Linked DNA regions of Homo sapiens: region 2 is linked to region 1. A link is a contact called in ENCODE Hi-C or POLR2A ChIA-PET data. All regions are on one chromosome and are shown on one strand. The core of a region is the stretch at or near the end of the contact, and the rest is flanking DNA. Distances in the headings are between cores, read along the strand shown. Region 1 has its middle 120 kb from the start of RANBP3L. Region 2 has its middle 150 kb from the start of SLC1A3.

Evidence for each region. Hi-C counts contacts between places; a loop is a spot of excess contacts on that map. ChIA-PET counts read pairs that join two places held with the same protein, here RNA polymerase II (POLR2A). Pooled maps may share reads with other maps.
Region 2: a map of PC-3 shows a loop between it and region 1 (2.9-fold over the local background). The contact joins two enhancer-like sites. A Hi-C loop is called at or near these places in 6 of 168 maps with a recorded cell type or tissue (Caco-2, Calu3, K562 and 3 more) and 7 of 50 pooled maps. POLR2A ChIA-PET finds 5 or more read pairs at or near these places in 4 of 52 experiments (Caco-2, K562, MCF 10A and 1 more).

What each region holds. Positions count from the first base shown.
Region 1 is chr5:36,416,316-36,420,297 of GRCh38, forward strand. No RefSeq gene overlaps it. Among named protein-coding and RNA genes, the nearest start is that of RANBP3L, 120 kb to the left of the region's middle. RefSeq lists an enhancer at 1,215-2,414 and a silencer at 3,192-3,486. Within about 2 kb of position 2,021, at least 3 of the 41 ENCODE cell types and tissues checked have a DNase peak (open chromatin) inside an H3K27ac peak, as active enhancers do; they include PC-3, where a contact is called at or near this core.
Region 2 is chr5:36,456,648-36,460,740 of GRCh38, forward strand. No RefSeq gene overlaps it. Among named protein-coding and RNA genes, the nearest start is that of SLC1A3, 150 kb to the right of the region's middle. Within about 2 kb of position 2,609, at least 2 of the 41 ENCODE cell types and tissues checked have a DNase peak (open chromatin) inside an H3K27ac peak, as active enhancers do; they include PC-3, where a contact is called at or near this core.

The sequences.
Region 1 (3,982 bases), core at 771-3,270:
GACGCACACGATCACATGGTAAAGTCCCACCATAGGCCGTCTGCAAGTCGAGGAGCAAGGAAGCCAGTAGTGGATCCGTCTGAGTCCCAAAACCTCAAAAGTAGGGAAGCCGACAGTCCAGCCTTCAGTCTGTGGCAGAAGGCCCGAGAGCCCCTAGCAAACCACTGGAATAAGTCCAAGAGTCCAAAAGCTGGAGAACTTGGAGTCTGATGTTTGACAGCAGGAAGCATCCAGCACAGGAGAAAGACGAAGGCTGGAAGACTCAGCAAGTCTGCTCTTCCATCTTCTCCTGCCTGCTTTACTCTAGCTGTGCTGGCAGCTGATTAGATTAAGGCTGGGTCTACCTCTCCCAGCCCACTGACTCAAATGTTAATCTCCTTTGGCAACACCCTCACAGACACACCCAGAAACAATACTTTGCATCCTTCAATCCTAATCAAGTTGACACTCAATATTAACCATCACACTATATGCAAAACCTGAAGCTCAGAAAGGTTGAGAGACTTTTCCAAAGTCACACAGTAAAATACCAGCAGATATCAGATCTGAATTTCTGACAGCTTTTGCTATTCTCAGTATCACACTGCATCCAAAGGAAGAAGAATGAGAAGTGGAGAGCAGATGCTCCTTGCTCTGATTTTGCTCATTTACCCTTCATTACCATCTACAGGATGGAGCTACCTGGTTACCTGAGCCAAGGAAATAGAATACAGTCCAATTTTATAAGGAATGGCTGAAAGACTTTGGTTTCAGACTTGTTTATTTACTCATTCAACGAATAACTAACCAATATTTGTTGAGTGCTTTCCAGTCACAGTTTAAGGCACAAAAGCCAGTAGTGAATAAAACACACAAGATCTCTGCCTTCAAAGAGCCTATTATCATCAACAATAAAGAAATAAGCAAATACATGAACAAGAAAATTTCAGATGGTGGAAAGTGCTTGAAGAAAACAAACAAGGTAATTGATAGAATAACTGCAAAGGAGGGTCTATTTTAGCTGGGCTTTTCAGAACAGGCTGTGCTTGAGATAGTGACAGCGAGGAGCATGAAATATGGCTGGAGATGGTGGAGAGACTGAAGGCAGCTATCTCAAACACGTCAAGAGTTGTCATGTAGAGAAGTGTGCTTGCCTCATGCTGACTCAGAAGGTGAAGTGAGAAAAAATCTGAGTGCAAGACAGAGGTTGAATTCAGATCAGTTTAGGGAAGAACTTTCCAACCTAGAAGAAAAGGAATTAATATTTACTTGAAGCGTACTATGTCCTAGCTTCCTTATTTGTAATATTTTGTTTAATGCTTTAAAAAACTGTAGGTGGTAAGTGAAACAATATCTATTGGAAGGAGCGATCTCCCCCTCTCAAGAAGTATGCATGCTCCCTGGCTAAGATAGAGACAGATGAGTGAGGGGTTCCTTAACCTTGCGGATCCGTGCCCCTGCAGATGCTGCCCTAATTATGTCATAGAAACCAATGGAAAAAGGAAATCAGATTCCCCAGATTCCACCCCCGCCCTCGCCCCAGGTAGTGAAAAGTTAGTGAGACTTCTTGAAAAACAATAGGGTGTTTCCAGGTTAACTAAGCTTTAACCTTTAACCAAATTCTCAGGAAGGGCTTCCCTGAATATTCTCCCTGTGGAATGCAGCAGAATGGCACTCTAATGCCTCCCTCAAAGAGAAAGTGATAAGGCCATGAGCTGCTCTTGAGGATGAATACCAGCAGGAGTGGGAAGGGTGCTGAGCTACCTGTGACCTATAGAAACTCTGCCTGGCTCACTTCCCTTCATTAAGAGAAAATGTGCTTGATTCACTTCAGGAAAATGAGATTATTTATGAGAAAGAAGTACCCTTGATTGGAGGCTCTTAAACAAGTGGCTTTCCAGAGAGAACAGTTAAGTCTCCACCACAGACAGCCCTGGGAAGAAAAAGACAGCCCTAGATATTTTGGATAATTTGGGCATTGACCTTCCTGAGGACTAGTGCAAGGAATGAAGTAAATGAGCTCGATTCCTTTCATTCTGTGAGTCATAGCTTCGTCGAAATTACTCAATTGTTGATCCCACTTGGCTCCACATGGAAGGCAAAGTTCAAGCTATAGTACAGGTAGCAACATGATCCGTGTACAATTGTGCAAAACACAAAATTCCCATAGGCCAGGCACACTCCCATTGCCTTTGGATGGTGGCTCATGAAGATACAACCATGTCCTCTGTCTTTTGTCCTATCCTAAGTTGTTATCTCTTAGGCCATAAACTACTCAAAGGCCCAGTCTTCCCTTCTTTCTAGCACCATGCCTGGCAGAGAGAGAGACAAAAGGCACCTGATTAGTGTATGATAAACGAATAAAGTTTCATAAGTCCTACTTTTCAGATCCTAATAATAGCTCCCAGTGCCCGGGAGTATGCTGAACACTTTACAGGTATTACTGCATTTACTCCTTAAAACAACCCTGTGAAATGAGTACTATTGCCATCATTATTGTTTGAATCATCACTATTTTCACATGAAGAAAGATCTAGACTTGAAGCCACTATGCTATAATGCAGGTTGGTTTTTACCCTGTTGATGTGGGATGTGCCACAGGCAGCATGTGGCAAACCTGGAGACTGCTTTGTCCCAAACCAGAGTCAATGTCTCAACTTACACCATTGCCAGTTTCTTAGTAATTTGGGCACTACGTGGGTAGAGGTGACACTGTTGAATAGAGAGAAAAAAGCCAAAAGGCAGGAGTAACTTTTCTGCCTCTGATTTTCCCTTGCTCTTCTCTGTTTTCCAGTGCTACCAAGGGGCATACAGACTGAAATCTCCATATTAAAGTGAATCCACAACTTGTAATAACCAGTGTGTGGGGGAGTCTAGGATGGCAGACTAGGGTTTTGATATCTAATAGCAAAAGATTTTTTGCTTCTAACTTGATAAGGTGTGAAGACTTTTAGCACTTTATATATGAAGCCTACATCTCAATTTATTTTTAAAGTGTGACCATTTCAGAGTTTACTAAGTGCTAGACACCATGCCAAACCCATTCGGTGCATTATCTCAATTAATTCTCAGGACAACAAACAGCCCTACCAATTTAAATTGTTTTCCTTTAGCTTCAATGTAACGTATTGGCCTGTGGGGAAATGAGCAGGTAGTGGTGACAGCTAAGGGCTGGGCACTCAGCTACAGACAGGTGGAATAAATTTAAAAGTTTTGGCAGGTGATTTTCATCAAACAATGCAAAAAGAACTGTCTCCTTGACAACCTGCATGTCCGTCTTGGTCAACTCCTGATGAACCAAGACAGTCACAGGACTTCAGAACCCTATGCAGCCATGGGGAGGAACCACACTTGGTTCTGAGCTAGCAAATCTTTCACCTCAAAGAGTGCATAACCCAAGAGAGAGATAAGTTATCTGTTTTACAGCAGGAAACACACACACACACACACACACACACACACACACACACACAGATCTGGGTTTCAGTTTCATCTTTAAAAACTAGGGTTCCTGAACTTCTTCATCAGGCAAAGCCATCACAAACCTACAGACCACCTTTTCTTGAATTAGAAGAAGACACCCCTTTTGAGAAAACTTAGTGAGTTTGGTGCAGTGCTTGGTGAGCAGACTGTAACGCTTGTGTCCTTTGCTCCAGGATCACGCAGCTCTGTGCCACAGTCCATATCTCAGTGAAAAAAAGCACAGGTCTGTATTTCATTTCTGACTTGTCCTGTTGGCAGACACCCCCAAACAACCTGCATAAGTGTATGCAACAGGGCCACCATCAGGAACAATGTGAATGTCCCAAAGTGACAGTCCGGGGCCCCAGCCCACCCACAGATGGGTTTTGTTATCCCTAATGATGTTTGAAAGAATTTGAATTGCTTGTCAACCTTAAAAATTAGGAGATTTCATACAAAATCTAGAGTTCAAGCTTTTCTTGAAAAATGAGATCTGGGCACACTGGCTCTACATTCCTGCATTGCAAATTAAATTGGAGCT
Region 2 (4,093 bases), core at 1,359-3,858, 41 kb after region 1:
GAGGGAAGGGAAGTGATGTTAGAGCCAGCAGATGGTTGCCAAAAGGAAGGAAGGTGGCAGACAACATAGTCCCATGTTGAAACTGGGTGTTTTTATGGAGGATATGGGACAATGGCTTGGGAGCAGCACTGAGATGCAAGGAAGACACTCATCCTATTCCAGGCCCTGTGGCGCCAGGCACGTGGCTGAAAAACCAGTGACCTGTATAGAGGGCTGCAGGGGAGCAGTGTCTTGAGGGAGGAGCCAGTTAGAACAAGGACATGAAATAGGTATTTTAGAAATGAGAGGCCGGTCATGGTGGCTCATGCCTGTAATCCCAACACTTTGGGAGGCCGAGGCAGGCAGATCACCTGAGGTCAGGAGTTCAAGACCAGCCTGGCCAACATGGTGAAACCCCATCTCTACAAAAATACAAAAATTAGCTGGGCATGATGGCGGGTGCCTGTAGTCCCGGCTACTCAGGAGGCTGAGGCAGGAGAATCGCTTGAACCCGGGAGGCAGGCAGAGGTTGCAGTGAGCCTAGATTGTGCCACTGCACCCCAGCCTAGGAGACAGAGGAGACTCCATCTCCAAAAAAAAAAAAGAAAGAAAAAAAGAATGGAGATGGTTTCATGTCTATACATTGAATTCCAGAGGTACAAGGGAAGAGTTTTGAAGGCTGCAGAGGGATGAGATATGGCGTCAATAAAGCAGATATACATATCTATTAGAAAGGAGCATCTCGGGGGTGAGGAATGACCAGGGAGTCCAGGGCTTCAAGTGGTAATTGGCTTACACAGAGCTGAAGGCTGTAATGAGATTAGTCCAGAGGATCTCAAGGAAAATAATGCCATGGAGACTGTGGGCATTAATGGATAGGGATGAGCAGCGGTCCTGCAAGAAAGAAGCAAGAAAGTCTGGGAGTTTCTTCAGCATTGCAATGGAGGCAGGAAGACTGGGGGAGGGGCACTCAATTGGTCCCTGTGCTATCCTACTCTAACCTCCTACTGAAAGACTGACATCCAAAGGAATGTAAAATGGCTTCGTTCCAATTTCATTCCTGTATATTGACCACTTCCCTCCTGCATTCTTTTCCAGAACCTTGGCCAAAACCATTCAGAGCCAGCCAGCTGTTACATAATATTCACCATTTGTTTTATTTGTCATTACCCATCAGAACCATTGGAATGATACCCACTGGCCAAAGACCCTTGGGCCCATATTCAAAACCAAAAAACTCAAGAATGAAATAACTGGAAGACCACTGATCTGGGAGCTATTCCTTAGGGTAGGGAGTGCATCCTGTGGAACAAGGAAAGCAGCTGGGAAAAGGAATTACTCTACTCAGGCATGGATTCAGGCTGAGGCTCCAGGGTTAAGGAGCCACTACAGAGTCAGTCAAATCCCTTTGGCTGTTTCCAACATTTCTCATGAGGCGTTTTGCACAAAGACTGTGGTCTTGGCAGGCCACTCACCCCTGAAGGGCTCAGAGTAATAGGATAATTCAGTAGTATGTGGTTACAAGGTGCCACAACCCTCCTGGATAGCTGACATTTTCAAGAGCAATAAAAATACCTGGACAAAGGTTAGAAAGTTCAACAACATAACTCTAGAAAGTTCAACAACATAACTCTAATCACTATCATCAAAAATAACCACTATTAATCATACGTGTGACTTCTTCTGGAAAGAGTAAAATTTTTGGCTATACAGTGATGTAAACTTAAAATCTGACCATCACCCCTATTTTAATTCAACTCAACAAATGCAAACAAATATTTCTTTAGTGCTTATTATATACAAGGGCCTGTACTACGTATTGTGTGAGACAGGAAAAAATGGCAATGCTTTTTTTTTCCATCAAGAATCTTACAAGAGAGATGAATGAGTAGTGAGTTATCTATATTACAAGGAAAAGGCTGGGTGCAGTGGCTCATGCCTGTAATCCCAGCACTTTGGGAGGCTGAGGTGGGCGGATCGCTTGAGGTCAGGAGTTCGAGACTAGCCTGGCCAACATGGTCAAACCCTGTGTCTACTAAAAGTGCAAAAATTAGCCAGGCATGGCAGTGTGCACTTGTAGTCCCAGCTACTCAGGAGGCTGAGGCAGGAGAATCACGTGAACCCAGGAGGTGGAGGTTGCAGTGAGCCGAGATAATGCCACTGCACTCCAACCTGGGTGAAACAGACAGACTCCGTTTCAAAAAAAAAAAAAAAAAAAAGAAAGAGAGAGAGGAAGAGAGTTGTCTACTCAGGATTCAGCCAGATGCTGACTCTGGAACAAAAGTTCAAGTGCAAGTAGTTGGGACAGGAAGGAGACATTGACAGAGGACTGAGACAGGAAGGGAAGAGAGCCAATAAAGGAGTTATCAAGCCAGTTGCCAGTGTAGGTGTCTGAGCTTATTCCCACTAGGGAAATGCTGGGGGGTATTACTGAACACATGCTTCAGGGCTATCCCACCCTAGTGCAACGTAGCTGAGGTATTTATCCAGCATCTCCTAGTCATTGGTTGAGGGCAGCTCCTGGCTTGTGTCAATTCCCCCATACTTTCAGCCTACAGCACTGGCAAATGTAATGAAGCTAAATGGCCAGAAAAAGCCCTCAGGCAAGAAAAAAAAGTACTGCCATGGCAGTTGGAAATCATGAACTGAAATAAGGATGAGGAGATATGGGAGAGGTATGAATCACATCTGTTACAATTGTAACTCGGCAGAAAGGTGAATACCTGAGGGACAACACAAAGAGCTCTTAAGTCTTGCTGTTATAGAGACTTTACAATTCAGGAAATTTTTTTGACTCGACCCCAGTGTAATGAACATTTATCATTCTTACCTGGCATCTCTGCTATTTGAATGCCTTTCCTGTTTAGAGGGACTTTCCCACTTTAGAGTTATGTGTCTCCTTAAGACAGAAACAAAAACCTCTTTTCCCAGCTTCCCTTGTAGCTGCAGAGTAGGCATGTGACCTAGGCTCTGCCAGTCAGATGTACCCATGCAAGACTTCCCTCAGAGGCTCATAATGTAGATGAAGCACCGATCTGGTTAGTCCTGATGAGGGTGGTAGCAGAGATACCAAGCTTCCAATACAGCAGCTGGAAATGGTCTAGCACCTCCTAGTGTCAGAGGTGAAAACTGTGTTATTTGCGTCCAGGCACCAGGAGTGCTATCTACACTGGACCAGTCCTGCAAAGTAGCCTTTAAGTTAAAAAAAAAAAAAGTTTCTGTGAAATACCTAATATCCTTTATAAATTACTTATCTAATGAAACAGACTAGCATGTGGTGTTTGCAGCAAGGAAGCTTGATGATATTTAAAAAGGAAAAAAAAGATTTGTATAAGCAGAGAATTTGGGGAAAGGAATTGCAAGGTCAGGAAACAGCACGAGGACAGGTATGAATGTGTGAAGATCCAGAGTGTGTAGAGATATTTGCTGATTGGTGTGGCTGAGGAAGAAAGGAACTCAGAACTAAGTGTTAGATGGTTGTATGGTTCATTAGGGATCCTGGCAGAGAGCAGCATTGTGAAACTGAAACCATACTTTGAGAAACAGAGGCTTATATCCAAACTGGACACTAACTGTGATGAGAAAGAGCAAAGTGGTTGGAGTGGATTTTGTGGCTTCACAGCAAGTGTGGTTGTTAAACAAAGGTAATGCAATAATCAGCTAGACAAGGCAAAAGGGGGAAGGTCAGAGTGGCGCTGTGGAAAAGGATTGGGCTTCATTATGCTTCAGATCTCGGTTTGAATTCTGTGGCCACGTATTACCATAACATCTTGAATACTTCATTTAATCTTCTTGATCCTCAGTTTTCTTATCTTTAAAAACATAACTAACAAAACCTAATGTCCTACCATAATTAGCTTAAGACATGTAATCCAACAGAGCAGATTCATCGATCTTTGCAAAGACCACACAGCAGAAAGACGTCTCATCAAATGAGAAAAAAAGATAGATTTTTAAACAGGGTTTTGGGGAAGGGTAGAGTTAAGTAAAATTTATCTGAGTAATATTTTGATAAACTCAAAGAAGTCAACATCAAGTCTGGACTGCAAAGAAAACCAAGGGTTCTGTTTGCTAAGAAACTACAAAGTTAAGATGAATGTGAAATGCTGCATTC